3 separate regions of the Mus musculus genome follow, and all the other regions are linked to region 1. A link is a loop called in an ENCODE intact Hi-C map of the cell type or tissue named here. Cell type or tissue: left cerebral cortex. All regions are shown on one strand. Links, peaks and the distances in the headings refer to the core of each region. The heading gives the core; the rest is flanking DNA.

Evidence for each region. A loop is a pair of places that touch in the nucleus more often than their neighbours do. Peaks named below come from ENCODE experiments on the same cell type or tissue, not always from the same donor. Only the 100,000 strongest peaks of a DNase experiment are listed, where the experiment ranks them.
Region 2: a loop joins it to region 1, with 4 times the contacts of the local background. A loop is called at or near these places in 8 of 42 quality-filtered maps.
Region 3: a loop joins it to region 1, with 3 times the contacts of the local background. A loop is called at or near these places in 6 of 42 quality-filtered maps.

The regions. Positions count from the first base shown.
Region 1 is chr10:80,703,022-80,712,532 of GRCm38, forward strand. It overlaps Izumo4 (IZUMO family member 4), which reads left to right. Exons shown (of 10, transcript NM_027829.3): 2 at 28-108; 3 at 188-259; 4 at 709-735; 5 at 832-907; 6 at 1,018-1,065; 7 at 1,159-1,173; 8 at 1,397-1,414; 9 at 1,678-1,692; 10 at 2,043-2,361. The coding sequence ends at 2,130. It overlaps Ap3d1 (adaptor-related protein complex 3, delta 1 subunit), which reads right to left. Exons shown (of 31, transcript NM_007460.2): 23 at 9,091-9,186; 24 at 7,668-7,811; 25 at 7,399-7,446; 26 at 6,746-6,935; 27 at 6,379-6,467; 28 at 6,180-6,265; 29 at 5,726-5,847; 30 at 5,437-5,516; 31 at 3,935-4,962. The coding sequence ends at 4,867. Among named protein-coding and RNA genes, the nearest start is that of Izumo4, 5.1 kb to the left of the region's middle. In left cerebral cortex, for the core only: no CTCF peak of the experiment used is centred there; no DNase peak of the experiment used is centred there.
Region 2 is chr10:80,778,536-80,788,046 of GRCm38, forward strand. It overlaps Dot1l (DOT1-like, histone H3 methyltransferase (S. cerevisiae)), which reads left to right. Exons shown (of 28, transcript NM_199322.2): 10 at 2,308-2,376; 11 at 2,833-2,939; 12 at 3,608-3,649; 13 at 4,649-4,756; 14 at 4,889-5,120; 15 at 5,338-5,451; 16 at 6,030-6,121; 17 at 6,207-6,308; 18 at 6,515-6,652; 19 at 6,963-7,088; 20 at 7,247-7,731; 21 at 7,819-7,954; 22 at 8,469-8,615; 23 at 9,299-9,428. Among named protein-coding and RNA genes, the nearest start is that of Plekhj1, 15 kb to the right of the region's middle. In left cerebral cortex, for the core only: no CTCF peak of the experiment used is centred there; DNase peaks (open chromatin) are centred at 5,049, 5,937 and 6,540; H3K27ac peaks cover 1,568 bases.
Region 3 is chr10:80,788,832-80,798,342 of GRCm38, forward strand. Dot1l (DOT1-like, histone H3 methyltransferase (S. cerevisiae)) reads left to right here. Exons shown (of 28, transcript NM_199322.2): 24 at 1-261; 25 at 483-688; 26 at 1,489-1,553; 27 at 1,780-2,730; 28 at 4,676-6,630. The coding sequence ends at 4,683. It overlaps Plekhj1 (pleckstrin homology domain containing, family J member 1), which reads right to left. Exons shown (of 6, transcript NM_023900.2): 1 at 9,250-9,511; 2 at 9,079-9,146; 3 at 8,942-9,008; 4 at 7,901-7,991; 5 at 7,760-7,823; 6 at 7,268-7,691. The coding sequence starts at 9,343. The coding sequence ends at 7,581. Among named protein-coding and RNA genes, the nearest start is that of Plekhj1, 5.0 kb to the right of the region's middle. In left cerebral cortex, for the core only: a CTCF peak has its summit at 2,794 (motif pointing right); DNase peaks (open chromatin) are centred at 2,938, 3,310 and 3,618; H3K27ac peaks cover 2,247 bases.

The DNA of each region.
Region 1 (9,511 bases), core at 1,804-6,803:
TTGCTTGCTTTTTCCTCCTGCCCTTAGCCCGGAAGAAGCTATATCAAGTAGCAGAAGCCGTGTACCAGAGGATGGACCAGCTGTACCAGGGGAAGATGTACTTCCCAGGTAAAAAGAGAAACAGGTGGGGCCGGTGCGAGCTGCTACGCACCTGAACTTGACCGTTCTGCTGTGACTCTCACATCAGGGTATTTCCCCAATGAGCTGCGGGCCATCTTCCGGGAGCAAGTGCGCCTCATCCAGAACGCCATCATAGAGAGTGAGCAGTGGGCTCCACAGAGGGGAAGATGATCATGGCCGCTGGCACTTCAGGGCTAGGGGCACTGGAAACAGGGCTCAGGGAGGAGTGACTCTGCAGGAGGCCCTTTTGCATAAATGTTTGCTAGCATGCCCATCACCCCCTTATTTCTGTCAAACTAGTCTCCTGGTGGCACCTAGGAACAATGGAACCATCCTTCCCTTAGGTTATCCCCATCTTTCACTGCAACTGACCCCTTCCTACATCCATGAAACTCATGTAGCACAAGCGTGTAATCCCAGCACTCAGAAATGAGGGAACGAGGCAAGAAGATTGCCACAAATCACAAGGCAGCCTAGGCTACCTTCTCTGTGCTAGGGTATCCTGGGCTACAAAAACAAGTGGGGCTGAGGTGTTGAGCTCTGGGCCTTGTCAGAAAGCACTATCCTGTTATGTCCTCCCCTCCCCAGGCCGCATTGACTGTCAGCGTCACTGTGGTAAGTGAACCATGGTCCAGGCTAAGGGCCACAGTGGCAGTGGCCCAGGCTGGGGAGGGCCCAGGGGAGTCTGGGGCTGCTTCTCATATATTGCAGGTATCTACCAGTACGAGACCATCTCCTGCAGCAACTGCACGGACTCCCACGTCATTTGCTTTGGCTACTACTGCAAGTATGGCTCATGCAGCAATCCCACTGCCCCTGGGGTCCTAGGCAAGGAAGGGGACCAGGGCCTTGGGGATACCCCACCACCAAGTCTTGTGTTCCCCCCCCCCACCCCAGGTCATCGGCACAGTGGGAGTCAGCTGTACAGGGCCTTCTGAAATACATGTGAGCTGGGGCTTATTGGGTACCAGGACATGGAGAGGGAGACACCAAGGGAGGCCACTTGGTCCCCTGACTCCAAACCTACTGTCATTGTAGAAACACCTGGCACAAGTAAGTTCCTGCTGGAATCCAAGGTTGTGTGTGCCTTATGATGAGGGGTTGAAGCTTGCCAAGGCTCAGGAGGACCTTGCCCACACCCTTCAAAGGTCTCCAAGTTCAGCTGGAGGAAGGGGGCAAGCCATCCTGGCTGAAGGGTCTTCATGAAACCTATTCTTCCCTGAATTGGTGTGGTGGCAGACCTGGAGGGTCTAACTGGAGCCCCATTCTATTTCAGACAGGATGAAAAGATGAGGTAAGACCAGGCCTTCCACTTGAGAGGGAGGAGTGAGGTGAGGAGCGGGGTATGGGGAGTGGGGAGAGGGATGGAGTGAGGAGGTGTGTGGGTAAGAGTGGGAGGGGATGCTGGGCAGGGTGGGTAAGAGCGGGAGGGGATGCTGGGCAGGGCTGTGTGCCTGAGGGCACACTGGCCATCTGTAGTCACACCTGCCTGTGTGGTCAACGCACTGCCTGAACCATGCTGTGTTTCTTCCCTGCGGCCTCAACTTGGATGTGCAGAACCACCCCAGCCTTGTGAGTGAGCTGGGGAATAAGGCTACAAAGAAGCAGGTGACCTGTGGAAAACAGAATTCCAAAGTCAAGTGGCCTCTTTGCCACAGACCTCTCATGCCCTATCGAGGCCTGTCATTGTGGGTGCTAGGGAGGGTCCCTATCCCACTGGCACACTTTAGGATTTAAGAACAGGCAGGGACTAGGTGTAGCAATGCATTCCTATAATCCCAGCCTTCCAGGAGCCTGAGGCAGGAGAATCTTAGGGGCTAGCTTGGACTATATTAATGGGCTATGGGAGGCAGCCTAGGAAGGGAGGCAGGAGGGCATGTGCAGACAATGGGCTTAGAGCACCTCCTCCTCATCCCCCAAAGCCTGTCACAAAACATAAAGTGTCTGGAACCTCAGCATCTGGTCAACCTGACCTTGGAAAAAGTCTCTGAGTGTCTGACCCAGCACTGACAGTGGCTGCCAGCCCCCAGCCTCGGCAGAGGCCAGGACTCAACTGCACTGTTGCCTCTGGAGAAGCTAGCTGCTGCCTGCCTCAAGTTACCCCTCCCACTCCCATGGATCCCAGGCTGGGCCGGGACAGGGGAGGGCAGGGAGATGGGTTTGTGTAAGATAGTGGGGAACCCCCCAGGGCAGGGCCCTCTGAGATATTTTGATTAAAATGCCCTGACATTTCTCATGAGGAACAATTCTTTAACTGCCAGATCTGGCTAGGTCGTTAATGTAGCTGGTGGCATGCATTTCACCTGAACATGATGTACAGGTGTGGAGGGGTCCTACGCTCCTATCCACAGAGGGAGGGACCAAAAAACCTGGCTGGTACCTGCAACATCTCCCTCGGGGTCCAAGGACCCTGGGTAACTATGGGCAGGGTTGCAGAAGGGATGCTTCAGCTCTTGCTGAGGTGGGATGCCAAGTACTCCAGTATGGCCTGGAGCATGCCATGGAGCAGATGACTTGGCCTCCTGACGGTCCTGCCTCTACAGGCGTGCTAGCTGGGTCTTCCTGCACTGCACCTGTCTGTAGACTGACCTTGAATTCTCTCAGCCTCAGGATGGATGATACAGTGGGCTTTGTAAAAGTGGAGCAGGTTAGTGTGTGATCCAGGTCAGAGACACAGCTGGACCACACTGCAGAGAGCACCTAGCAGCAGAGATAGGCTGGCTGGGAGAAGTTGATGCAGGAGACCCAGGGGTTCCTTTTTGTTTTGGTGTCCTTGTCACCTTGGTTTCCTTGTCACCATGTCCCCTGGCCCCAGGCAGAAGCATTTCCAGGCACATTCCTACAGTTCTTGCTCATGGGACAGGCAGCAAGTTAGTTTTGTTTTTAACAAGGACTACACATGGCAGCATCTAGAGTCCCTCCTTCCTCCAATGGACTGGAAGAGCAGTCTGAACAGGATGAATAGGGACACTAGGTGTTGTGTTGGGAACTCCAGCTGCACTCTGTGGCCAGTCATCAACCACAGCAATGGGTACACTGTAGCTACCGCTGCTGCTGAAGACTACCTCTGTGGGTCCTGGCTAGGGCTGGCAGGATGCTTGAAGCAGTGAGAGAGTGCTGCATGGTCTCAGATGGGGCACTGGATGAGGCCTTGGGCACAGCAGCATTTGGGGACTTCAGTTGCAGTTGAGTTTATTTGAAAAGGAGTCTTCCTTTTTCCCCATCAACGAAGTGGCAGTGAGCTGCCGAGATGGAGCAAGGGCCTTTTTCAACTCAAGTTCCTGCTCTCCCCCCTCACAGCCACAGGAGCAGTTAGAATGCTGCGGAGTGGAAAGGTAGCTCTGTGGTTAAGACTCTTGCAGAGGACCCCAGGTTTTCCAATATAGGGTGGCTCACAACTACCTGGAGCTGTAGTTCCAGGGAACCCAGAGCATTCTCCTGGCACAAGGTACAGACATTTTTTTTTTCCCTTTCAAGCTAGGTCTCTATGTCACCTTGACTATCCTGGAACTTGCTCTGTAGACCAGGTTGGCCTCCAACTCAGAGATCCCCATGCCTCTGGCTCCCAAGTGCCGGGATTAAAGGTGTGTGTTACCACAATTTTGAATTCTAGCATGGCAAGTGGAGATTGGAGGTAATGATACAGGACAACTGTCTTCTGGTTCTGCACTCACACCAAACTTGTAATCCCCACACACAAGGCACCTACTGGTGGAGGTTGGAGAAACTCACTGGTCTGTACCACCTGAGCTTCAGGAGCCTAAATGGCACACTGGGGACTGCCCTGGGGTACCATGGGGACACAACACACAAATGTTTTTTGACTCTTTAATGGGTCATTGTGACACCGATCGTCAGCAGCGTGATATATCTCTCTTCACATGGGAATGTCAACAGCAAATCAATCATGGAACATCATAGAGCTGGAAGGTCACATGGGGTCGGTAAGAGTACTCTACATGCTAAAGTGACAGTTGTCCTCAAAGGAAGCCAGAATGTCTGTAGACCACTGTCACCTCTGAGGAAGGCTCAGCTTGTGCCCAGCTACCCAGTTAGATGTCTCTTCACCTTACCCAGGAACAGCTGGGGAAGCACTGACTGCTCCCAGGATGCACACTCTCCACTGCAAGGCACTAAGCCCTCCACAGCTGCAGGGACAAGCCCATGATGTGTAGTGACAAACTGAGGCATACATTGCACTCTTCCACTGACCCCCACAACAGAACCCCAAGACAGACCACAGTTCTGTTGAACAGAAGAAAATCAAAGGGCCATCCCTGTTGTCTGCAGCTGAGCTGCGGAGCCACCCACAAGGACACTTCATCCATCTGACCTTGCAGGCTGTGGGGAAAAGCATTAACAGCTGGCCTTATCACCTCTCCATAGAGGCTACCAGTTGGAATATTTGTGGACAGCAGCATCTGGAAGGGTTCCTCCAGAGGCAGCATGGGGTCAGGAGTGGGGCCACATCAGTGTGTTTGCTGTAACCCTGCAGTCCACAGCCGCCTTTGAGAATGGGAAGTGGAGCAGCCCCTTTCTGGCTAGGGTCAGGATGGCCTTCCTTGCTAAAGGAGTGCAGGTCGGAATAAAGGATAATAAAAGAAGTTGATGCAACATAGGACCTCAGGGTCACACAGTGGAGGCCGGTGGTGTTAAATTAATGCTGGGTGTGAGACAGTACACACAACAGGAGAGGTAAGACGCATCACATCTTTCTGTGGTCTGTTGCACATCCTGGACTGCAACTCAGCACTGAGCCAACGTGGTCTTCATTTCCTCCAGCAGGCTGCTGAGCAACGTGGCATCGCTGCACTTCCCATCTACTGACACGGAGCTCTCGCCCTAGGGGATGGCACATGCACAAATTGCCTATGTTTGTGTGTGTGTGTGTGTGTGGGGGGCGCAAATGTCACCTCTCCTACCCTCCCTGGAGCCTAGACCTCACTTTATTTTTTTGAAGCTATGTAGCCCCAACTTGCCTGGAATGCAGTAACCCTGCCTCTGTCTCCTGAGTGCTAAGATGGCAGGTAAATAGCATACAGCCCTTCAGGGCGCCGGAGACAGTTCTGAGCCCACTCTTCCCTTCCTCTTGCCTTGTGTTCCCAAACCAGATGCATCTGGAGGGCCTGGTAGAACTGTGAGGGTTGGTACAGCTCAGCTAGGAGGTCTCGTCTAACTGTGGGAGATGGGTTGTACTCTTGGGATGGGGACCTTAGAGGACAGCCCTGGACAGGGAGGTATGTGCAGGGGAAACTCAGCCTCTTGTTGAGAGCATCCTGGGTGGCTGCAGAGCAGCAGGCACTGCTGTGAGCTCACCTTCTTCACCAGCAGGCAGACATGGTGGCCCTGGATAGAGCGGCTGTACATGGAGGCACAGGAGTCTACTCGCTCCACAACTGCAACAGACAGGGGGGTCAGGTCCATGCTCCCTGGCAGGCCCTCTCCAGCCAGAACTGCCAGGACACGGCTGGGGCCCATGCTGTGAAGGCACTCAGGCTGCAGGCCCAGGCCTGATGCAGCAAGGGTCTAATTAGGGGTGGGAAAGTAGCTTCTGTCATTTTTGGTACAAAGCCACCAAGAGTGTTATCACTGTAACATTGCTTACCGGAAAAATGGTGGTAGAAGCAGATCTTTGCCAGAAGATTCTGGAAAGACATACTAATGCCATCGACTTTGATGGAGTTCATGCTCAGGTCTCCTGACTCTAGCAACTTTGCAAAGGCATCGCTGTGGGAGGACAGAGAGTGTGTGATGGCAGGGCCTGGGTGTCAGCAGTCACCTGGCATTAGGAATGTCGCGGCATGAGGGCAGCTTCAAACTCCAAGGCAGCCTGGGCTACCTACATGTGAGCATCAGAAAGTGACAGGCACACAGGGTAGTCCTCCGGGACAGAGAGGCAACCATCTGCAGTGTCACCTGCCAGAAGAGGTGGCCTCAGGTGGAGGCGACGCCTGTGATGAAGGCTGAGCACTCTCATGTTACTCCTACCTCACAGCCCACATCAGCAAACTCTACCCCTCCTTTCCTCCCACGAGCTGTGTGGTGGGGTGGAGACACACCTGTAGCAGGGTGTGGTGATCAGGTACGAGCTACAGCTGAAATGCAGCCGGAAGTCCAACTTCTCATGGGTGGCTCCTTCATCATCCTGCAAGGAGAAAGGCTGTAGGGTGGACTTTCCAATCAGGCACTTTCTTTCCTGGGATGCCTGACATCCCCTGGGGAGCGGGAGGGACCTGGACCTCAGCATAGAGTGCATACCTTGGCAATGAAGGACAGTGTGCCTTTGAGCTTCTGGGCCATGACGATGCTCTGAATGGTGAACACAAACTGGGCCTCATTGGAGACGCCTGCTGGGAGACATGGCACTCAGTGGGCCAGCACTGACCCTGGGGTGTCTGTCCTAGCTGGGTGGGATGCTAGAGTGACAGAAACAATGGGCACTGCTGCAGCTCAGCCCAATGGCCCAGGTGGAAGCCAGCATGTGGCCCAAGAGTAGCACCGAGACACGGGAGGGTCATCAAGAGCTTGGGGCCTTTCGCTTCAGCTGTCCCTGGGAGCTCTAGTTAAGTCCATTGTGAAGAGCCAAGGTGGCGTGACGAAGGCTAGGGCCGAAGGGTAGGCTCACCGGGAGGCAGTTGGAAAGGCACGGGCACACCGTCGTGTACCGATGAGCCCTCTGGCCTGGTCATCTTGGTGTTGAGAGAGTCCAGCACGTTGAGCTCCATGTTCTTCAGGAAGCTGCTGCTCTGGTTCTCCAGGATGATGGACACAGTCACTTGGCTGTCCTTCTGTAAGCTGGCTTGGATGTCATATGTCTGCATGAGCAAGGGCAGGGTCAAGGGCCAGGGACCAGCTGAGGGGAGGGAGTTCACTGCCAAGATCAAGGACAGTGACCCCACCCCACCCCCGTGAAAACTGCCTGTGGGCCCCAGGCCCTCAAAACGCACTCTTCATGAAGCTGCACCCCAGTTCCTGTCTTTTTGACTCCTTGAGACAAAGTCTTGTAGTGCAGCACTGGTTGGCCTTGATCTTGCAATCCCCCTGCCTCTTCCCAAGGTGTAAGGTGTATGCTGCCCAGCTGGTCGCTCTGTCTTGCTAGCAAAGCTGTCCTCTGGTGGCCTGGTCATACTGGCTCTCCAGCTGTGGCTGGGCTGCAGAGAGTGCCCTATACTGATGCTTGAGCTTGGTGCCCGGCTACTGCCGCCAGCCCCACAAGGCTTCTAAGGATGGGTCTGCTCCGCCAATGGCCCGCCCTGCAGCAACCCAAGTGTCACTTACCACTTTAATGTAGGGACTCTCAGCCAGAAGGCAGTAGCTGGACATGGGCTGGGGAGGAGAGACAGGCTCGTCAGTTGTGGGCGACAGGGACTAGGCTACAGAACCATGCTTGGGGATGGCCAGTTCCCAAAACATGAGCCACCAGATGTTGCGGGTCATGGATCCCTCACCAAGCACAGGTCACAAAGCAGCTTGCACGGACCCCTGGGTCCTCTCCAAACAGAACCCAGGTGACACCCTTGGGTTGGCAGGTTGTCAAGAATGCTCACCGGGATAGGCTCCTCCTCCTCCTCTGCTGCCGCACCATTCTCCAGAGGTGCCACCTGCTTCTTCTTAGCTTTCTTCTTGTCTCGTGGCCTCTCCTCCTTCTCCTTCTCCTTTCTGTGTTTCTTCTTCTTGTGCCGGGATGATTTCTGAAGCAGAGTCTGAGCTGAGGCCCCATGTCTCCCACAGAGGCACCCTTTAATCATTGTCTCCCCTCACACTACATGGTGAGGTCCTCAGGGGAGCAGATAGGACAGTAAAACCAGGAATTGCACAAGTCTCCACGGCTGGAGGAGGCCAGCCCTGGCAGACACTAGAACCTTGGGGCTGACAGATGAGTGGCAGGAGCAGAGTGAAGAAGATTGCACAGCACAGATCAGCAAGACTGTCACTGCACAGGAAGGATAGCCCTATTGGCCACACCACGAGGAAGAAACACTCAGCAGTGTGCCTATATTTGTATCATCCAGGGGCAAATGGACTAGCATTATGGCTGGCTGGCTGACAGACACGAGGCCCAGTCCCACACTGGAGCAACAACACATGGCCACGAGTAGGAGCCAGGCTCCAACAAAGCACACATGGAGACTTCAACGTGGGGCTTGGGGCGAAGGTTGATGGCTTTGTGGTTAAGAGTGCTTGCTGTTGAATCACGAGGACCTCAGATCCTACACCACACACAACCAAAGTCAACTTTAAAAAGACAAAATAAGGGGCTGGAGAGATGGCTCAGCAGTTAAGAGCCACTCTTCCAGAGGTCCTGAGTTTAATTCCCAGCAACCACACGGTGGCTCACAACCATCTGTAATGGGATCCAATACCCTCTTCAGGTGTGTCTGAAGACAGCTACAGTGTACTCAAGTACATAAAATAAATAAATCTTTAAAAGTAAGTAAGTAAGTAAATAAAGAGCAAGAGAGGCTCTCACTGAGAGCCAGACGTTAGAGACCACTGAGTGTGAGACTCCCTGTCAGGAACTGTCTAGAACAGGAACATCTAGAGACAGCAAGTAAATGTGAGATGACCTGGGTGATGGAAGGTTCTGGAATGAGATGGTGTTGTGGTGCACTGCTTAGAAACTGCACTGGAGGTACTATATCCCTTTCAGAGGCTAAAGCATGAGGACTGCAGCTACCTCTTTTGTTTTTGTGTTTTTTTGGTTTTTCAAGACAGGGTTTCTCTGTGTAGCCCTGGCTGTCCTGGAACTCACTCTGTAGACCAGGGTGGCCTCGAACTCAGAAATCCGCCTGCCTCTGCCTCCCGAGTGCTGGGATTAAAGGCGTGTGCCACCACGCCCAGCATGCAGCTACCTCTTGAGGACACCACTACTGTGATCCCTTGTGAGCAGGCCTACTGTCCTGGGGTTCAGGCACAGGCCTGCCAGGGGCCCCTTGCCACAGCCTTGGGGTGGATCGTCTTGTGCCTCACCCTTTCTTGGTCATGATCCACGTGGTCCTCCTCTTCCCCTTTGAGAACCTCACACTCATCCTTAGGGGAGGTGATAGTGCTTGCAGCAAGTTCTTCCTGTTATCAGGAGGGTCAGAGTCAGCTTTTGGGGAGGGGTGTAGTGGTATTCCAGACTGTTCATGGGTTCCAGCTTTAGGAGCAGTAAGAGAACTTTGAATCCCACATAACCAGTGCTGTTCCACTTGAGGGCTGGGGACATCCTCCAAGGGATGCCTTGGGGACAAACGTCCTGCTGGCTACCCCTCTGCGTCACTGAACCCTGGCAAGCACAGAGTCTCACAGGATAGCAGACATAGACCACAAAGTACAGAAGGCGAGCCCAGGAGGCTTGACTCCAGTCATTTACTGGCACTTGTGTGTGGCTCTGATTGCAGGGGATGCC
Region 2 (9,511 bases), core at 4,057-9,056, 78 kb after region 1:
AGCTCAGAAGCAGTCTCCTGCAGCCCCGTCTACACCAGGGCTCTTTGCTTGTGAGCTTATGGTGTATCTGTACTTGCTTGTGCCTATTAATCTTGCGCAGTGGAGAGTTGCCCGTGACTGCTCCAGAATGAGCGGTTGCATATAGCACATGCTGTCCCTTGTGGAGGGCCAGGGCTGTCTGCACTGTGGTCTGTACTGCACACTGCTGTCATGCCACAGGGAGCAGGGATACCCACACTTTACAACCTCTTAGCTGTCACAGATAGGCCAACTGTCTGCTGTGAGGATTAGTTACTTCGGGGTGCTGGGGATGAGCCCAGGGCCTTGTATTCTCAGCAGGCACTCCCCACTGAGCTTCACTCTTGCTTTATTTCCCTTCTTCATCCCTTCATTGGTAGTTTGAGATAGGATCCCATCTAGGCAGGGTCTAACTGAGACCCAGGCCAGTCTTGAACTTGATCACAGTGTACACTACCACATTAGCTTCTGTCTTAATGCTGCCTGTTTGGGGTCAAGCCTGTGACTTTGTAAGTCATCCACTCTTTGTCTACTACCTGTTTCCTAAGGGCCAGTAAACCCAGTTTTCAGGGCGTCCAGGCTCTGATGACACAGCCAGCCTCAGCCCCTTCCCTGCCTGCAGAGAGCCACGTTGCCTGCCACTGATTGACGCTATAGTGTTGTCCCCATGTGCTCTCTGTGCTCTATAAAATGAATATATACCATGACCAAACACAGCCCGCAGAGAAACAGGGTTTTTGGTTTACACAGCTAATCACAGTCCATCATCAAAAGAAGTCAGGGCAGGAACTCCAAACAGGAGCCATGGTGGAAGACTGGGACAAGTTGAAGGTCATGCTCAGCCACTTTTCTGACACTGCTCAGGACCCTTGTTGGGCCCTCCCACACTGTGTACAGGCCAGTCTGATGGTGGCATTTTCTCAGTTAAGGTTCCCTCTTCCTAGATGGCTCTAGTTTGTGTCAAGTTGACAAAAACTATCCAGCACAAATACCTACATGTGGGTATTCCTGGGTTATCCCATCATTGCTTAGGGAAGATCATGGGGTGCTTGCCAGACTTGCCTGTGTCCTTTCTGCCTGACCCCTTAGTCATTGCTGTTTTCCCACATAGTGGAGACAGGAACCTGACCTTGCTCTAGCCTGGGCCCTTTTGCTGGTGGGCAGGACTTAGAGTAGGGCTAGAGGCCAGTGCACTGATATAATCAGCTTGGTGTGTTTGTGTGTGTGTGTGTGTGTGTGTGTTGAGAAATTCCAGGCTATCCCAGAACAGTGTTGACTCAGCTTCCTGGAACAGTGCTGAGATGACAGATATGTACCACCATGCTGGGTAGACTAGTCTTTTGAATGTCTCTGAGTGTGGAGCTTAGGCCTGTTCTAGCATCCAGGAGGCCAAGGTAGGAGGCTTAGAACTCCCAAGATGGCCTGCACTACAGAAGACAGTCAGAGCCTATCTGGGCTTCACTCTTATCTCAGTCTCCCCTCTCCACCTCATTGCTTTCTTATATATGGAGAAGAATCCGAGTCACTCATGAAAGACAGGCTTGGTTTTGTTGTTTAAGATAGGGTCTCTCTATAGCCCTAATGGTGATAGAACTCTGTGTAGACTAGGCTAGACTACTCTCAGAGATATGCCCACCTCTGCCTTATGTTGGGATTAAAGGCATGTACCTTCACACCTAAACTACCTGTGTGGCTGTCAGACGTTTGAATGTAATTAAACTCTTTGTGATTTGGTGTGGCTCTTTTTGCCTCTTAGGACTCATTTCTGATCCTATCCCCTGCCCTGGCTTCTGTCACATCCCCAGCCTCAAGGACTGCAGTAACCAATCATATTCTCAGCCCTGTTTTTAAAACAGGGATATTGCCACTTAGCCTAGTTTTGTCTTCAGACTCTTGCAATTCCCCATTCTTAGCTGCCAGAATGCTGGGAAAACCACTGAGCCACTGTGTCTGTTAAGTCTTTTCCCAGTGGGTTTTAAGGGAACTGCTGCAAGGCAGCTCTATTTGCCCAGCTTCTCATCCTGGTAATGTGGCTCATAGCAATCTCCTCTTCTGCGCTCTGTTGCCTGGATGCCACCATGACCCTGTAATCCGGGTACACAGTTGTTACCATGGTGCAGGGTCAGGTGAGTTTCAGTGGGGTTCCATAAGAACTAGCACCTTCTAAGTTGGCACTCCTCACTTGTGCTGCAATCCATGCCTGAGTTTGTGGACTGCAGTTGTGTACATGTGCAGCTTTTTTTTTTTTTTTTTTTTTAAACATGGCAGTGATAGGCTTCTGTGTTGCAGGCGGCAGAATCGTATCCTCAAAGCCCTTTGCCCCTCTGAACTTCAGGATCAACAGCAGGAACTTGAGTGGTAAGCTCTGGGCCCGGTGGTACACAGGGTATCCAGCTTCCTGTGACCAGTCATATGGGGTTCTGCTTTGCAAGGAGGGTGTTCAGCTTGCTGCTCCTCAGCCTTTGACCACTATACATCATCCATATTCCCTTTTAATATGTTTCTTCAAGAGAACATGGTACTCCAAGAAAGTCCTTAGGATGCAGAGTCTGTAGCAGGAGCCAGTCTTCCTGTGGGCCTCCCTGGGTTAAGCGACTGGTTGGCTCAGCTCAGGGTCTGCATGCTTGCTTTGACTCTGGCTGATCTTGAAGCCTGACCCCATTTGTGTGGGCTTGCCACCTTGTTCCTGAGGAGCCCCAGGTTATTCCCCTATCTCAATGGCTGGGCAGGCTTTGGGGATGCTGCTGTACAGACTGCTTGTGGCACATGAGCAGTAGCTCAGGCTGCAGTCCTGATCTGATGCTCTTCTCATAGACATTGGCACCATCATGCGTGTGGTGGAGCTGTCGCCCCTGAAGGGCTCTGTGTCGTGGACTGGCAAGCCTGTCTCCTACTATCTGCACACCATTGACCGCACCATAGTGAGTCCTCACTTGACACCCTACAGAGTGGGAGAGAATCACAGGCCATGGGGCCTGGCAACTCTGGGTCTTGGTCCTTGGTTTTCCTGACAAATAGATGCCATAGCAGTTTCAGCCTTGTTACTCGAAGGCCTTGGGTCTCTGTTACCCATTCCCAACTTGCCCAGGTGTGTGCTGGCCTTTTCCTCATAGTCTTCTCATGGCTTCCCCTCCTTGCCGGAGCTCTTTGTGTCCAAGCCTGGTGTCCTGGTAGTCTCTGGGCTCCTAGAAGCTGCATGCTGGCAATTGTGCATTTGTTCTCTGTCCTCTGGGTCAGTGCTGTGAACTGGCAGCTGACAGCCAGCAGCAGCTTTAACCTGCACTTCTTGTTTGAGAAAAGAGGGTGAGCCACGCAAGGTTCCTCAGCTGAGGCACGAATGTTCCCATGTTGCTAGTGGCACCACACACAGGTCCCAGTGTAGTAGCCAGTGTCCCCCCTGGGAGGCTCTGGCCCAGGGTCCTTAGCAGTCATGGGGAGTCAAGGTTAGCTGCCTTGGTACTCCAGCTGTGCCACTTTTGGTGTTCGATACTGTGCCCGGCAGCTCTTTGAGACGTAGAATGTCTTTGTGGTCATCCTGTGTCCATGCCTAGGGCCCACTTCTAACAAAGCCTTTTCTTTTCCTCTTTAGCTTGAAAACTATTTTTCTAGTCTGAAAAATCCAAAACTCAGGGTAAGTTTGCATCTCTCTTGACTCTGATCCTACACAAGAGTCATGGTGCCTAGTTGTGCATGTTTGTAGTGTGTGTGGCCAGAGACCCCAAGTCCAACCATGGCCCCCGAAGGCCCTAAGCTCTGTTACTGGTTGGATGTTCATGATTCTGTGAGTGATGGTCCTGCAGTCCAGGAGCCAGTACATTCTTTGTCCTTTAGTGCCATGAATCCCCAAGTCAGGGGTGTGTCCTAACAGTTGAGGATTCTTGTCTCTAGTACCCTGGAAGGCTGGGCAGTGTGCTCCATGGCAGGTACTTCTCTAGTCACAGCTGCTGGGCATTGGCTTATGTTGTCCCCTGTGAGTAGCTGAGACAGGCTCTCCTCAGGGACATATAGAGGTGGGCTATTGTGTGCCTTTCCCTGGGGAGATGTAAACCAAGATGTGTTCACTGTACATGGACACTAAGAGCAGAGCCTAACACTCTAGCAGCTGTTGCCGGGTGAAGTGCTGAGCTGTCGGTGGTACAGGAGTGTAGGCACCTTACAGGCAGGTACACTGCCACCAAGGAGTGCATCCCACAGCAGCCTAGCGCCTGTAACCAGTGTGTGTCCTCAGCTGATTCCACAAGGGCATTCAGGTGTGCACCTCATGAAGGCCAGAGCAGCTGGGTTCAAGTCAGAGTGGCTGTGTTGTGCCAAGAGGACATAGGTCTTTAATGTGTGGTTTGGCCTAGCTCTTTGGGGGACCATATCTGTCCTGAGTGGCGCAGTTGGGCCTCTCTGTTGGTTGGCATGTCCCATGAGCTTTCATTGCCATGTGGTCCTGCAGCTATCAGTGTAGGGTAATCCTGGGCCATCACACCATGACAGGCTCATGTCTTCCCCACAGAGGGGCTGTGGGACCCAAGTCATGCATTGAGACTCTCCCAAGTGTCTTGTGTATGTAGCTACTTCATTCGTGCTGGAGCAGAGTTGGATCATCCTGTGTTCTGGACACTTACCCAGCACTTCCTTTCAGGAGGAGCAGGAGGCAGCTAGGCGAAGACAGCAGCGAGAGAACAAGAGCAATGCGACCACGCCCACCAAAGTCCCTGAGAGCAAAGCAGCTGCCACTGAGGCCCCCGCGGTGAGATAGGCTCCTTGTCCAGCATGTCCGTCCAGCACAGGGCACAGGGCTGCTAGGTGGCTGGGGTGCCTCAGCCTATGGTCTTGTGAGCACTCCTGCTGTGACCCTTACCTGCCTGTCTGTGTTCTCCAGGATTCTGGTGCTGAGGAAGAAAAATCAGGTGTGGCTACTGTCAAAAAGCCATCTCCCTCCAAAGCCCGGAAGAAGAAACTGAACAAGAAAGGGAGAAAGATGGCTGGCCGGAAACGTGGGCGGCCCAAGAAAATGAGTGCTGCCAGTGCCGAACGCAAGTCTAAGAAGAGCCAAAGCACACTGGATCTCCTGCACTCTCCGCCCCCAGCCCCACCCTCAGCCTCACCCCAGGGTAAGCCTCTTTCTTTTCTGCATTGCAGGGGTGTGAGTCCCCATTCATGTGACTATGGGACTCTGCCATGTGCCAGGCCTGATACTACAAACCAGGAGGAGCTCAGTGTGGATTTGGATCCCATAGCTGTTTCAAACCCCAGATTTGACAAGTTTGTTGCCCACAGTAGTGTGGGACCATGGTTGGTAGCTGACGGGGACTCTTCTCTCTCTTGCAGATGCGTACAGGGCACCTCACAGCCCATTCTACCAGCTACCTCCAAGCACGCAGCTGCACTCACCCAACCCACTGCTAGTGGCACCCACCCCACCTGCGCTGCAGAAGCTTTTAGGTGGGTCATAGCTCTGACATTGAAGCCATTCTGTGGGGGCTGTGCAAGTGGTGGGGCCCCAGTCAAGCCCACTTGCTGTATGGCCTGGCTTACTTTGGCTTATGTTGGCTCCTGTGAGTAGCTGAGACCAACTTACCTCAGGCATCCTGGACCACATCTGGGGACCTGTGTGTCCCATCAGTACTTGGGGAGCTCTGTATAGAACAACTCACTGTAAGCCAGGTGGTGGTGGCGCACGCCTTTAATCCTGGCAGGTGGATTTCTGAGTTTGAGGCCAACCTGGTCTACAAAGTGAGTTCCAGGATAGCCAGGGTTACAGAGAAACCCTGTCTGGGGGGGAGGGGGACCCTCACTGCACAGGGAAGGCTGACAAAATCCCTTACTTGAAGGAGAGATCTGCTTTCAGGGTTTAGGGTTGCCCATTCTGCCAGGAGGAAACCTCCCACATTGTGAGAAAAGCTGAAAGTACAGCAGAATGGACCTGCAGCAAGCCAGGGCCCAATAGCCTCCCTGTGTCTGCTGCCTCCCACTCCTGCACCAGCCTTTCTTTACATGTTGTGCTGTGTGTGTGCCTCCAGAGTCCTTCAGAATCCAGTACCTGCAGTTCCTGGCTTATACAAAGACCCCGCAGTACAAGGCTAACCTACAGCAGCTTCTGGACCAGGAGAAGGTGCGCAGGCTCTGCCTTAATGTCAGTTCTCAACATAGGGCTGCCTGGGGGCTCTGTGGTCACCTTCTCCTGTCCTCTCTTGCAGGAGAAGAACACACAGCTCCTGGGCACAGCCCAGCAGCTCTTCGGCCATTGCCAGGCCCAAAAGGAAGAAATCCGCAGGCTGTTCCAGCAGAAGCTGGATGAGGTGACGTGAGGCCGCCCGCCCGCCCACTTCAGCAGAACCTGACCCAGGGTTTGGTGGGGCAACCAAAGATAGCGTCCCTTGTCCTTATGGAAGTACTGATATGGAATTGCCTTGGCTATACTCGGGTCAGAGCTGTAGGGTAGCTGTCATCTCTTTTGTTCCTATAAACTGGGACTCTACTCACCATGCTTTGTCCTCATCCCCAGTTGGGCGTGAAGGCGCTGACCTACAATGACCTGATTCAGGCCCAGAAGGAAATCTCTGCCCACAACCAGCAGCTGCGGGAACAGTCGGAACAGCTGGAGAAGGACAACAGCGAGCTTCGGAGCCAGAGCCTGCGGCTGGTGTGTGCAGGGGGGCCTGCCGCTGCTGGTTGCGCACGTGTGGGGTGGAGGGAGGACTTGATTGCCCACTCACTGGCCCAGAGGTGTGCTCTGGCACCAGATTTGCTGGGCTGAGCAAGGATCAGGCCAGGGACTCTTTTCCATCTTGTCATGGTCCTGTAAAGGTCATATTGGCCTTTATTACATTGCTTGTTTGTGGCTGGGTGTTGATACTATGTGCTACAACTGTGGGAAGGATCCATTGCACTGTCCAGAGAGCCTGGCCCTTGCTCCCTTTGGCTACTGAGACTTCCTGTTCATGTACCCATAGCTCAGGGCCCGGTGTGAGGAGCTGAGGCTTGACTGGTCCACACTGTCCTTGGAGAACCTGCGGAAAGAGAAGCAGGCCCTGAGGAGCCAGATCTCAGAGAAGCAGCGGCACTGCCTGGAGCTGCAGGTAGGGTATTGGTGTGTTGCATCAGACCCCATCTTCACCCTCAGAAAGGCATCTGTGATGGTGGACAGCAGGGGTGTACGTGTCGTTGGACCACCATGTGCCACCTACCCTGCTGGGTGGAGCCTTGGCTGCTCTGTGACACCCCTCCCATCCTCTAGATCAGCATCGTGGAGCTCGAGAAGACCCAGCGCCAGCAGGAGCTCCTGCAGTTAAAGTCCTGTGTACCACCAGATGATGCTTTGTCTTTGCATCTGCGTGGCAAGGGTGCCCTGGGCCGAGAGCTGGAGGCTGATGCTGGGCGCTTACGCCTTGAGCTGGACTGTGCCAAGATCTCCCTGCCACACCTCAGCAGCATGAGCCCTGAGCTGTCCATGAACGGCCATGCTGCCAGCTATGAGCTCTGCAATGCAGCTAGTCGGCCATCATCCAAGCAGAACACACCCCAGTACCTGGCCTCTCCCTTGGACCAGGAGGTCGTACCTTGTACCCCTAGCCACAGTGGCCGGCCTCGGCTAGAAAAGCTGTCTGGCCTGGCTTTGCCTGATTACACCCGGTTGTCACCTGCCAAGATTGTGTTGAGGCGGCACCTGAGCCAGGACCACACTGGGGCTAGCAAAGCAGCTACCAGTGAGCCACACCCTCGGTGAGGACAAGTGCACGTAGTGGCTCTGTCACCATTGCTGCCGTGTGCCTGCTGGGCATGGGCAGAGTGACCGGCCTTTCATTGCAGGCCAGAGCACCCCAAGGAGAGCAGCCTTCCCTACCAGAGCCCTGGCTTGTCCAACAGCATGAAGCTCAGCCCCCAGGATCCACCACTGGCCTCCCCGGCAACCTCGCCCCTCACCTCCGAGAAAGGTAGTGAGAAGGTAAGGGCTGCTCCAGAGAAGCTTCCTGTGTGAGGAGTGGATGAGGCAACTGCAGTGCACTGTGCCCAAGGGCATCCTTGTCTGTAGGATGTGTGGAGAGTACTCTAGAGCCCTGGGGAAGAGGTGGCGACTGGTATTCCCAGGCCTTGGGACGTGGTTGCAGTTGAGTGTGTCAGAGCCTCCCTCGGGTGTCCTTGGTGGACATTGGGACAGGGTTCCAGGAACAGGTTGCTTGGAGCATCTGGAGTGAGACCAAGGGTTTGGGGTCTCCACTATATTTACAGAGATGGAATGAAGTTTGGGAGGAATGGGCAGGGTCCTTGTGAGGCTTGGCAGTCCACAGTGACAGGTCTCAAACAGGCGGGAAGAAGAATCTGGGAAGTGTGCACTGTCCTCAACTGCACACAAGGCCCTGCAGGAGCTACCAGCCCATGACCTGAGGATATAGCTGTGTAGTGGGTCTGTGGCTGAGCTCCCATCCAGGTCTGGGTGACACATGGCTATCTATTGGCAGGGTGTGAAGGAGCGTGCCTACAGCAGCCACGGGGAGACCATCACCAGCCTACCTGTTAGCATTCCACTCAGCACAGTGCAGCCCAACAAGCTGCCGGTCAGCATCCCACTGGCCAGCGTGGTGCTGCCCAGCCGTGCTGAGAGGGCGGTGAGTTGCCAGATCAGGTGGTGGTGGTGGTGGTGGTGGCAGCGGCGGTGGTGGTGGTGGCGGCGGCGGCGGCAGCAGTGGTGGTGGCGGCGGTGGCTGCAGAGGTGGTGGCGGCGGTGGCTGCAGAGGCACTGGCTGTGGTTGGTTTCAGGAGCAATCCTAGTCTTTATGACTGTCGGTGCTGTTGAGATTGAGCCTGGAACTGCCAAAAGCCATGTCCACAGCTAATTCTGCTCCCAGACATGTAGTTAGGTCCTGGGTGTGTTTTGTAAGAAGCAGAAGCAGAGAAAAAAGAAAAGTCCTCTTAGGAGGGCTTTAGTCACTCAAGCAGCAGGATCAGGCATGGCCCAGGCTGCTGTTTGTGATAGTTCACATCAGGGATGAGTGACTGTTGTTCACAGAGGGTGGGCTTCAGACAGTGTAGCCTTGCCTTCCATTTACTTTACCCGAGGCAGTGTCTTCTCTGTCCTAGGTCAGAGTGAACTGAACATGTAGTTGTGTCTGGCCTTGGCTTGGGACCATCTTATCTCTGTCCCACTCCTTGTTAACTGAATGTGACCTGGCCTTTTGGCTTGGACTCCTGAGCTGAGCCCAGCTCTGTCCTCTGTGGCCTCCCCTGTCCTCAGCCCTTCTGCCCCATTGCCTCCTGTTGGGCCTGCTCAGCAGATGGTTCTGTCTTGCAGAGGAGCACTCCCAGCCCTGTGCCACAGCCCCGGGACTCTTCAGCCACACTTGAGAAGCAGACTGGTGCTTCTGCCCATGGTGCAGGGGGTGCTGGAGCAGGAAGCAGGAGCCTCGCTGTGGCGCCCACAGGTGAGCTTTGCACCCCCGCCCCATTAGTACTTCTCCCGGCTACCTGCCATGGTCCTTGGGGAAGAGACCATTGTGGGACAGAA
Region 3 (9,511 bases), core at 850-5,849, 85 kb after region 1:
AGGAGGATTGTGTTCAGCATTTCAGTTGGTGCCAGCTCCAAGCAGTCACCTTCCACCAGGCATAGCCCCTTGACTTCTGGCACCCGAGGGGACTGTGTGCAGAGCCACGGACAGGACAGTCGTAAGCGCAGCAGAAGGAAGCGTGCATCAGCTGGAACACCTAGCCTCAGCACGGGTGTGTCCCCCAAGCGCCGGGCTCTGCCAACTGTTGCTGGCCTCTTTACACAGTCCTCGGGGTCTCCTCTTAATCTCAACTCCATGGTAAGTGCAGGACCTGTAGGGCAGAGTGGGCAAGTGCCGCTCATGTGGGCTGTGGGGCTACAGTCCAGTGGGGCAGATCCAGAGACATAGCAGCTAGGCGTGGGTGGCAGGGACAATGGCTGGTATTCTGGCTCTCTCCTCTCCCTACTTGTACTTTTATAAGGCCTCTCCAAAACCCTACCCTGGGCATGTGGCTTAACTGCCCTCCTCTGACCCCACAGGTCAGCAACATCAACCAGCCACTGGAGATCACAGCCATCTCATCCCCTGAGAGCTCCCTGAAGAGCTCCCCCACCCCATACCAGGACCATGACCAGCCTCCGGTGCTCAGGAAGGAACGGCCTCTAGGACTAACTAATGGGGCCCACTACTCGCCACTGACCTCAGATGAGGAGCCAGGCTCTGAGGATGAGCCCAGCAGTGCCCGGTGAGCACAGAGTGAACTGCTCTGTGGGGTGAAAGTCTTGGACCAGGTGCTGGCTCTGTCACCCAGCTTTTCCATCCTAACCTCCCTGGTCCGAGTAGTGTTATGAGTGGGCATTACCTTTGCTTTTCTTGATGAATGGGGACTGGGGCCTGCATGGGGGCCTGTGCTCTGTGAGGCCCTCTGGGTCCTCTGTCTGTGTCTGAGCCAATATATGCTCCCCTCTCCCCACCTACACTATGCTGCCCTGCAGTTGAGTATTGATGAGGTCCTGTATGCACACTTTTTGAATGTCATGGTGAAGTTAATTTTGATCATGCATTAAGCTCCAAGTTCAACAGGGCTTGGGACAGCAAGCTCTTTTTTTTTTTTTTTTTAAAGACTTTATTTATTATTATAGTAAGTACACTGTAGCTATCTTCAGACACACCAGAAGAGGGAGTCAGATCTTGTTACGGATGGTTGTGAGCCACCATGTGGTTGCTGGGATTTGAACCGTGGACCTTCGGAAGAACAGTCGGGTGCTCTTACCCACTGAGCCATCTCACCAGCCCCGACAGCAAGCTCTTACAGGTTGCCCTGCTTGAGATACACAGTTGTCAAAGTCCAAGCAGACCTTCTGAGGTCCTCAGCACAGTCCCATGCACAGACTTTAGGACTGCCAGTTGCCCAGATTTACTCTAGCTCTGTTCAGGGGTCCTGCCATGCGAGGTCTGAGGGTAGCCTTTTGGACCCTCCATTTCCTAAGAGTCCTCAGATCTCTCAGCACATAGACTCACTAAATGACCATTGTCTTTGCACAGAATTGAGAGAAAAATTGCAACAATCTCTTTAGAAAGCAAATCTCCCCCGAAGACACTGGAAAATGGTGAGTTTTTGCTCTCTGCCTGAGGCCTGAGGTGGTGGGCTCAGGGCAGGCTAGCCCAGGACTGCATCTGTTACATGGATGGTTGGGAGGGCAGGACCAGAGGCCTTCATGTTCTAAGCAACAGAAGTGTCACGTTGCATGCACCTCTTAGCCCTCCTCAGCTGTCTTCACCCCAGGAAGCAGCAGGCCCCAGGCTCTGCTCATGGCCACTGACTTCTCCCATCAGGTGGTGGCTTGGTGGGAAGGAAGTCAGCCCCTTCGAGCGAGCCTATCAACAGCAGCAAATGGAAGTCTACCTTCTCTCCTATCTCTGACCTCGGCTTGGCCAAGGCTGTGGACAGTCCGCTACAGGCTGGCTCTGCCCTGAGCCACAGCCCCCTGTTCTCTTTCCGGCCGTCCCTGGAGGAGCCTGCTGCTGAGGCCAAGCTCCCCACTCACCCAAGGAAAAGCTTTGCGGGCTCTCTGGGTGCAGCCGAGGGGCCAAGCCCTGGCACCAACCCTCCCAACGGCCTGGCCTTCAGTGGGGGCCTTGCTGCAGACCTCGGTTTACACAGCTTCAATGATGGTGCTTCCCTCTCCCACAAGGGCCCGGATGTGACTGGCCTGAGTGCCTCCCTGAGCTTCCCATCCCAGAGGGGCAAGGACAGTACCACAGAGGCCAACCCTTTCCTCAGCAGGCGGCAGCCCGAGGGCCTGGGTGGCTTGAAGGGTGAGGGCAACGCAAACAAGGAGTCAGGAGAGAGCCTGCCCCTGTGCGGGCCCTCGGACAAGGCCTCACTGCCACATGGCAGCAGGGCCAGCAAAGGTCGTGACCGTGAGCTGGACTTCAAGGGCGGCCACAACCTCTTCATCTCTGCTGCAGCCGTGCCTCCAGGTGGCCTCCTTGGTGGCCCTGGTCTTGTAACTGTGGCTTCTTCTGCGGGCAGTGCAACACCCACTGCCCAGGCTCCCCGGCCTTTCCTGAGCACCTTTGCCCCCGGGCCCCAGTTTACTCTGGGCCCCATGTCCCTGCAGGCCAACCTGGGCTCTGTGGCCGGCTCCTCTGTGCTGCAGTCCTTGTTCAGCACTGTGCCAGCTGCTGCAGGCCTGGTGCATGTGTCGTCCACTGCGACCCGATTGACCAACTCACACACCATGGGCAGCTTCTCTTCTGGGGTGGCCGGCGGAACCGTTGGAGGTAGGCAAGGAAGGGCCGCCCTGTGGCCCCAGTGCAGGAGCTCAGTTCCCCACCAACCTTCCAAGCTCTCTAGAGGGCGGTAGGAAGGCCTCATAGCTATCAGTGCAAGTTGTCAGCGCCCGCCAAGCTGTGTGAGGAGGAGACTGCTGGCTAGCCTCGTAACACATGCCTCTTGTTTTCAGAAGACCACGGTGCACTTAACTAGGGCAGTACTTTCTTCGGGGGCCTCCCCTGTTTGAGGTGACCACCCACGTGCCTCATGGCTGGAAGTGGGCCTGGTGAGAAATGAGTCCAGGAGGGCCTGCTCGGACTGCTCAGACGCAGGGCGGAGCGGAGCCTGGGCCACAGGCCAGGCGTGGTGCGGTGCTGGCTGGGCAGGGGCGGGCAGGTGGGCCCGAGGGGCAGGGCCTCGGCCTGGCAGGTAAGTGTCCCACACTGAGCCTACTGCTTGCTGCTTGTGCCTGCGCTTGGACCGGAGTCACGCTGTCCTCTGCTTCTTCCTGCTGGCGGCTGTACTCCTCTTGCTTCGCCTGCCTGGACGGTGCCGCCTGTTGAAGCTGCTTTTTCTCTCCTGTTTACAGGTGTCTTTACCCACGCGGTGCCCTCCGCCTCTGCTCACCCGTTTGGAGCTGGTGTCGGCAGCGGGGCTGTGTGTAGCAGTGCCACGCTGGGCCTGAGCCCGCTGCAGGCGGCGGCCAGCACCTCGGCTTCTTCCTTTCAGGCCGCGGCTTCGGTCGAGACTCGGCCGCCCCCTCCACCTCCCCTACTTCCTCCTCAGCATCTAGGCCGGCCCCCTGCGGGGCCACCTGTCCTCCATGCACCCCCTCCTCCTAACGTCGCCTTGCCTCCTCCACCTGCGCTGCTGGCTTCTAACCCTGAGCCAGTGCTTCTGCAGAGCCTGGCCTCCCTCCCAGCTAACAACGCTTTCTTACCCCCCTCCTCTGCCGCCTCTCTGCAGCCTGCTAATGCCTCTCTGTCTGTCAAGCTCGCCTCCCTCCCACACAAGGTCTCCCGCCCCTCCTTCACGGTGCACCACCAGCCCCTGCCCCGGCTGGCCCTGGCGCAGGCCGCGCCCGCCGCCCCACAGGCCAGCACCTCGGGGCCATCTGCTGTGTGGGTTTCCCTTGGCATGCCGCCTCCTTATGCCGCGCACCTTTCGGGGGTTAAGCCTCGATAAAGACCTTGCTTAGCTAGCAGTTCATGTTCTGTAAGGTAAGGCTAGAGCCAAACCGTACTTCCTCTTGCCCAGAAGACGGCTGGCAGGGCTCGGCAGATGCCTGGGGTCCTGAGTGGTAGAGATGGGAGGCTAAGGGAGGCAGGCAGGGCCACCATTGTGCAAGAGTACCAGATCCTCAGCAGCCGCTGAGAGGTCAGTGGAAGTGATGAGATTCAAGTGTGGTAGACCAGAGCTCAAGGTAGCCTCCACCCACCGTGAGGGTCCTGGCCCATAGCAGTTCCTAATGATGAGGTTGCATTCTCAGCCTCCACCCTGGAGTCGTGTGTGGAGGAAATCGGGGTAGTCAGGTGGGTGAGGTTCTAGGCTGGCCATAGGCAGAAAGCTGCCTGGGGTAGCATGGTATCCTGGAGCAGAGAGTTGGGCCCACCTACCTCTCCCAGAACAGAGGTTGTGAAACCCTGCCTGGCTGTCAGCCCTGTAAGTGAAGAAGAGCCAGGTGGCAGCCCTCTGGCCTTCTCCATTGGGTCTGGCTATGTGGTGGCAGTAGCCTGGGCAGCGAGGGCAGCCTGGCCATTGCCATCTGGAGGTCCTAGAGCTAGCACCTCTCCAGCTGACCTACTCTGGATGTTCAGCAAGGCAGACCTGGAGGGGGCTGGGCCCACTGGCACCTGCCAGGAATGCCCCCCCCCATACCCTTGTGCCCTGCTGGGCAGCTCAGCTGAGACAGGCATATTGAATGCACCTAACCTGTGCTCCTCTTCCCTGCAGGTAATTAGGACTTCTACTACCTCAGCCACGACCTATGCAAGGACGGTGTGGACCAAGACTGCTGCCTGCCAGGCCGGCGGAGCCGGACATGGAGCCACTGTGAATCGGCGGCACCGCAGGAGGTGCTGGACTGGTCCAGTTTGTACTGTCAATAGTTTTAGATAAAGTATTTATCTTTTTTTTTTTTTAAAGTATAAGCAATTCTGACTTACTTTATTCCATCAAAGTCGTCCAAGGCAACCTCTTGAGACGTCTAAGTGTCTGTGAGAGAGAATAATATAAAGACTTGGCCTGCTGGGCTGGCCACAAGGACTCCTGACTCCGTCCCGGTGCTATCTCACCAGCAAGCCCATGCCTGCCCATCTCCACCTCTGTCCTGGGTGCTGCCCCAAACATGGACTGTGGCCAAACAGTTCTCAGATGCGCCCCCAACATCTTGCTCTGACACCAAAGGCATGCCTGGCATGCCCAATGGGGGCTGACCTTTGTTCCCCCTCCTTGGAACTTGCCTGCTGTCACTGTGAACACCCCACTGTTAACCCTGTGGCTTTGGGCGTGCCTTTGCAGTGGGTGCAGACTGGGCTGGGGCAGGAATGGGGGTTCCCAGCTGGGCTGAGTGGTGCTGACAGGTGAGGGCCACTACTGCAGGGCTTGGTGGCTCCTGTGACAAGTGCATTTACTTTGTATTTCTTTGCTTTTCTGGCTCGGGGCATGCTGGTCAGGTGACATGGGGCTGGCCCAATGTGGGTCCCCTGGCATCTGTGTATAAGAGAGTCACATGATCAGTGACAGTATTTTATAGAGATTTGATGGAGATTTATAAATTTCATAGACTTGACTGCATTTATTTTTAGATTGTATAATGCACAGTGAACTTTAAAGAAAAGGAAAGAAAAGTGAGGAGGAAAAATACTTTTATTTATTCAAATGCACAAAAACGAAAAAAAAAAAAATGGCACTGGCCAGGGACCCTGCAGGAGTGTGGCCCAGATGTGCTGGGCTGCCCAGGGCCTCTGGTCACTATGGGCATCGCCTGCCTATGTCTAGGAGTTGCTTCCTGGTCCTGGGGATAGGTGCACTGGGAGTGACCACAGAGGTCAGGGCTGACTTGATTTTTCTGAGATGGTCCTGACTGCCCTCAATGTTGCTCACTTCCAGTCGTGGGTTGGTGGGCTGAGGGGAGAGGCCATGTTGCCCCACCCCCACCCCCACCTACTTCCCAAAGTAGTTGTGAAGACGGTGCTGGTGTCTCCCACTCCCTTCCCACCCCGCGATGGTGCTCATGTTCGGCAGGCCTGTTCCTGTGCACCACAGCTAACTAAGGTGCTGCAGAGCAGGATAGCCGAAACAAAAGCTAGCAAATCCCAGGCCTGGAACAAAACCCCGAGTGAACACTGTACACACCGCCCGCACGCCATCCTGGCAGCTGCTGCTCCAGCAGCCATTGCCTCCACCTTACTTGAGTGTTAGGGGACAGACACAGCATGTTCATGGCCCAGTGGGCCACAGGTGCTCTGGGTACAACTGCAAGTCCTTTCCTGAGCCCATAAGAAACAGGAACCCACAGTAAACTGACCATGGTGCATAGTGGCCCCAGGTACCCTGTGACTGATGGGCCTAGTACAGGGTAAGGCTGCCTCAGTCATCCTTGCCACTCCAATCCAAGGTTGCTGCAGGGCTTTGAGCTCAGGAACTGATAGAAAGCCCTACAGACTGGGACCACCACTCCCACACTAGCCCAGACGGGACACACCTCCCAGTTCCCACCCTCAACCTACACAGCTTTTTTGACAGCCTGGCCTGTTTGTTTGTAACTTGATGCAGCATCGCTCTGTCTTGTGATGACCTCTGTACTTAAAGGGTGCATTGTTCTCTTCCCTTGGTTCCCCCAAGGCATCTCACACATTGTTGCTGCCTTTAGACACAGTATAATAAATAAAGCCGTTTTCACTTGAGCCAGTTCTCAGTGCCAGTTTTTCTTTGCCTGTTTATTGCTGTCCAACCTGGACTGGAAGAGCAGAGTGCCTATCTGTCTCTTGTGAGGCTGACAGTGACTCTGAAGGATTCCCGCTTTGGGAGGACCCAGTCTCACTTAAGAATCCAATCCTGACTGAGTCAAAGCCCCTTGACACAAAGCTGTGTCAAAGCTTGCCTGTTTTGTTCTCTGTCCCAGATGCTCTGGAACTGCCTGTGTCCTACCCTCCTCTTCCCGCTGCCTCCCAAGTGCACACAGCCTGTTTAGAAAGCCAGGATTTAGGTGTCCCTTACAACTTGGGCAGAACACACCTTTCCCCATCAGGGTTACCTACAACTCCCACTTATATGAGTACCACTCCCCAAAACCCAAGGATGGATCCACATCTCCACAGTGAGGGTGTCCAACCAGGGTTCAGGCACACTGCGAGCCAGAGGCTTGTCCCCCCAAGTCCTGCCTACACCTATACTGTGTGTGCCACCAGCCCAGCTTGCCTGTTTTGTTCTCTGTCCCAGATGCTCTGGAACTGCCTGTGTCCCACCCTCCTCTTCCCCCTGCCTCCCAAGTGCCCACAGCCTGTGTCCCACCCTCCTCTTCTCCACTCATTCCGACATGGCTCAGAAAAGAGGTACCTTTATTAAAGAGCAGGCTGAGCACTGAGGCCAGCACCCATGCCCTGCTCTATCAGCAGGAGGGGGGGGGGGGGTTCACAGCTTCATCTAGCATTATACATTCATCTGGCAATGGATAGGGGAGCTGTGCCAGGCTCGGTCCCTGGATGTGGACACTCAAGGGGTGCTGGCAGGGAGATGGCATGGAGAACGAGGACCACAGACCCTGCCCACCTCCTCTGGACCTTTTGAACAGATGTATTAAAACCTATATTAAAAAAAAAAAAACTTCCCAGGGTAGCCAGGGGCCCAGAGAGGGTCAGTCCAACACATTTAACTGGGAGCCAATACAAGTAGTCCGCCCATCCTTAGGCAGGCTATTCAGCTGGAACCTGGCCTCCTCGGAGATGCCAAACTGCTCCAGGGGGTCCTGTGGAGGGCACGGTGGCTGTGAGCAAGGCCAGGGAAAGCTGTCCCATCCCTGACCGCCCCACATACCTTGCCAGTCATCTTCCTGATCTCATTCCTGTAGAAGATGAGGCTCTGTCGCATGTATTCGTAGCTGGAGGAAAGGATTGGGCTCACTGTTCACATTCCCCCATGTTTCCACCCAGCTCCCATCAGTCCCTAAAGCCCCACCTGGCCCGCTGCAGAGCTTCCATCCAGTCCTGACACTGCTCTTGGCTACAGCATTCAAAGTGATATTTCCTGCTGAGGTCTTCGACGAAGCCTGGAAAGGGATAAAGGATAAGAGCCACCTCTGGTCAGTGTCCAGTTGGTCTACATCCTGTTGGCCACAAGTCCCAGCTTCCTCTCACCAGGATTTCAAACTACACCTCTTATTCTAACACCAAGTCATCTTCTGCCTGTCTCATGCTGGCTTTGTCCTCCAGAATCCTGACCCCTGAACCCACAAATAGGGGACTCACTGGGAAGTTGGGTTATTGGGAATGGAAGTGGCTAATAGAAGGTCATTAGGTTAGACCCTAAACTGAATGGCAATAGAACATGGGTGATGAAGCCCCAGCATCCGTGTCGGAGAGCAGAACGAATACACCTGTAATGTCAGTGTTCAAGAAAGACTCATGAAAGAGACAGAAGGGTTCGTAGGGCTTGCTGGCCAGTCAGTATAACTTAAAAGTAAGCCCCAGGTGGGACCCTACTGCCAAGCCCAATGACCAGCGTTTTATGCTGGAGACCTACATAGTGGAAGATGAGAACCAACTACTCAAGTTTCCCTCTGGCCTTACTGGCATACTCACACCCCAAAACACGTGTGCACTCGTGCAAGAAGGAGAAAAGAGGGGTACAGATAAAGAACCCCACTGGATAATATAGGTAGACATGATGCCCAAATCTCTACAAGATACTGTAAAGTTCTCGTTAGGGAAGAAGGCTGAGACAGGCCTTAAAGCCTGCCCGTACCCTACCCGTGGCAGAGAGGGCGGCAGAGACTGTTCCTGCTATACACCCCACGTTCGCAGACTGCACCTCTCTCAGTTGGGAACGGGCAGAGGGGTCGGAGAAGAAACTAAGCGAGAACCAGACCCAGTGGGCACTCTGAGTGATAGCTGGGCCAGTCCTGGGCCACCAGCGGACGCGGGATCCAGGACAAACGTAGGCTCCTAAGGGAGTAAAAAGGATCGGGTGTGCGGAGCAGAGTCCGGGATGGAAACTTACTGATGGAGAAGCCGCCCGGTTCTTCCTGGGCCACTCTGCAGCGCTCCAGCAACAGGGCTCCGAGGGGCTGCGCGAGACACGGCCATGAGCGCCGGCCTCCGGGCCGCGCGGGTCCCCCGCGCCCCCCACGCCCCTACCTCGGCCTCGTCCGGGCGGAAGTAAAAGAGGAAGTTGACCACCAGCTTCACCAGTCGCCGCTTGGCCACTGTAGGCACAGGGCGGTGTCAGCGCGGAACTGTTCTCATTCGCCCACCCAGGAACCGCGCCGGCCCGCCCAAGTGCCCCAGCCGCAGCCCCGACTGGCTCACCGCTGCCCTTCTTGGGGCCCCGCATGCCCAGCTCGGCCGCCATCTCTGCCGGCTGTCGGGACAGCGCCTGCAACTCTTTCTCGTTGTACCGCATCCCGCCGCACGGATCCGCGCGAACCAACACGCGCCCTGCCTCTCGGCCGCCGTCCTCCCCGAAGCCGCAGCCAGCGCCACAAAAGTCTCAGAGAGCGATCTCGGAAGTCCCAACCCGGTTACTGCGCCTGCGCGTTGTTGGGCTGGTTGCGCGGCCCTAATTTATGGG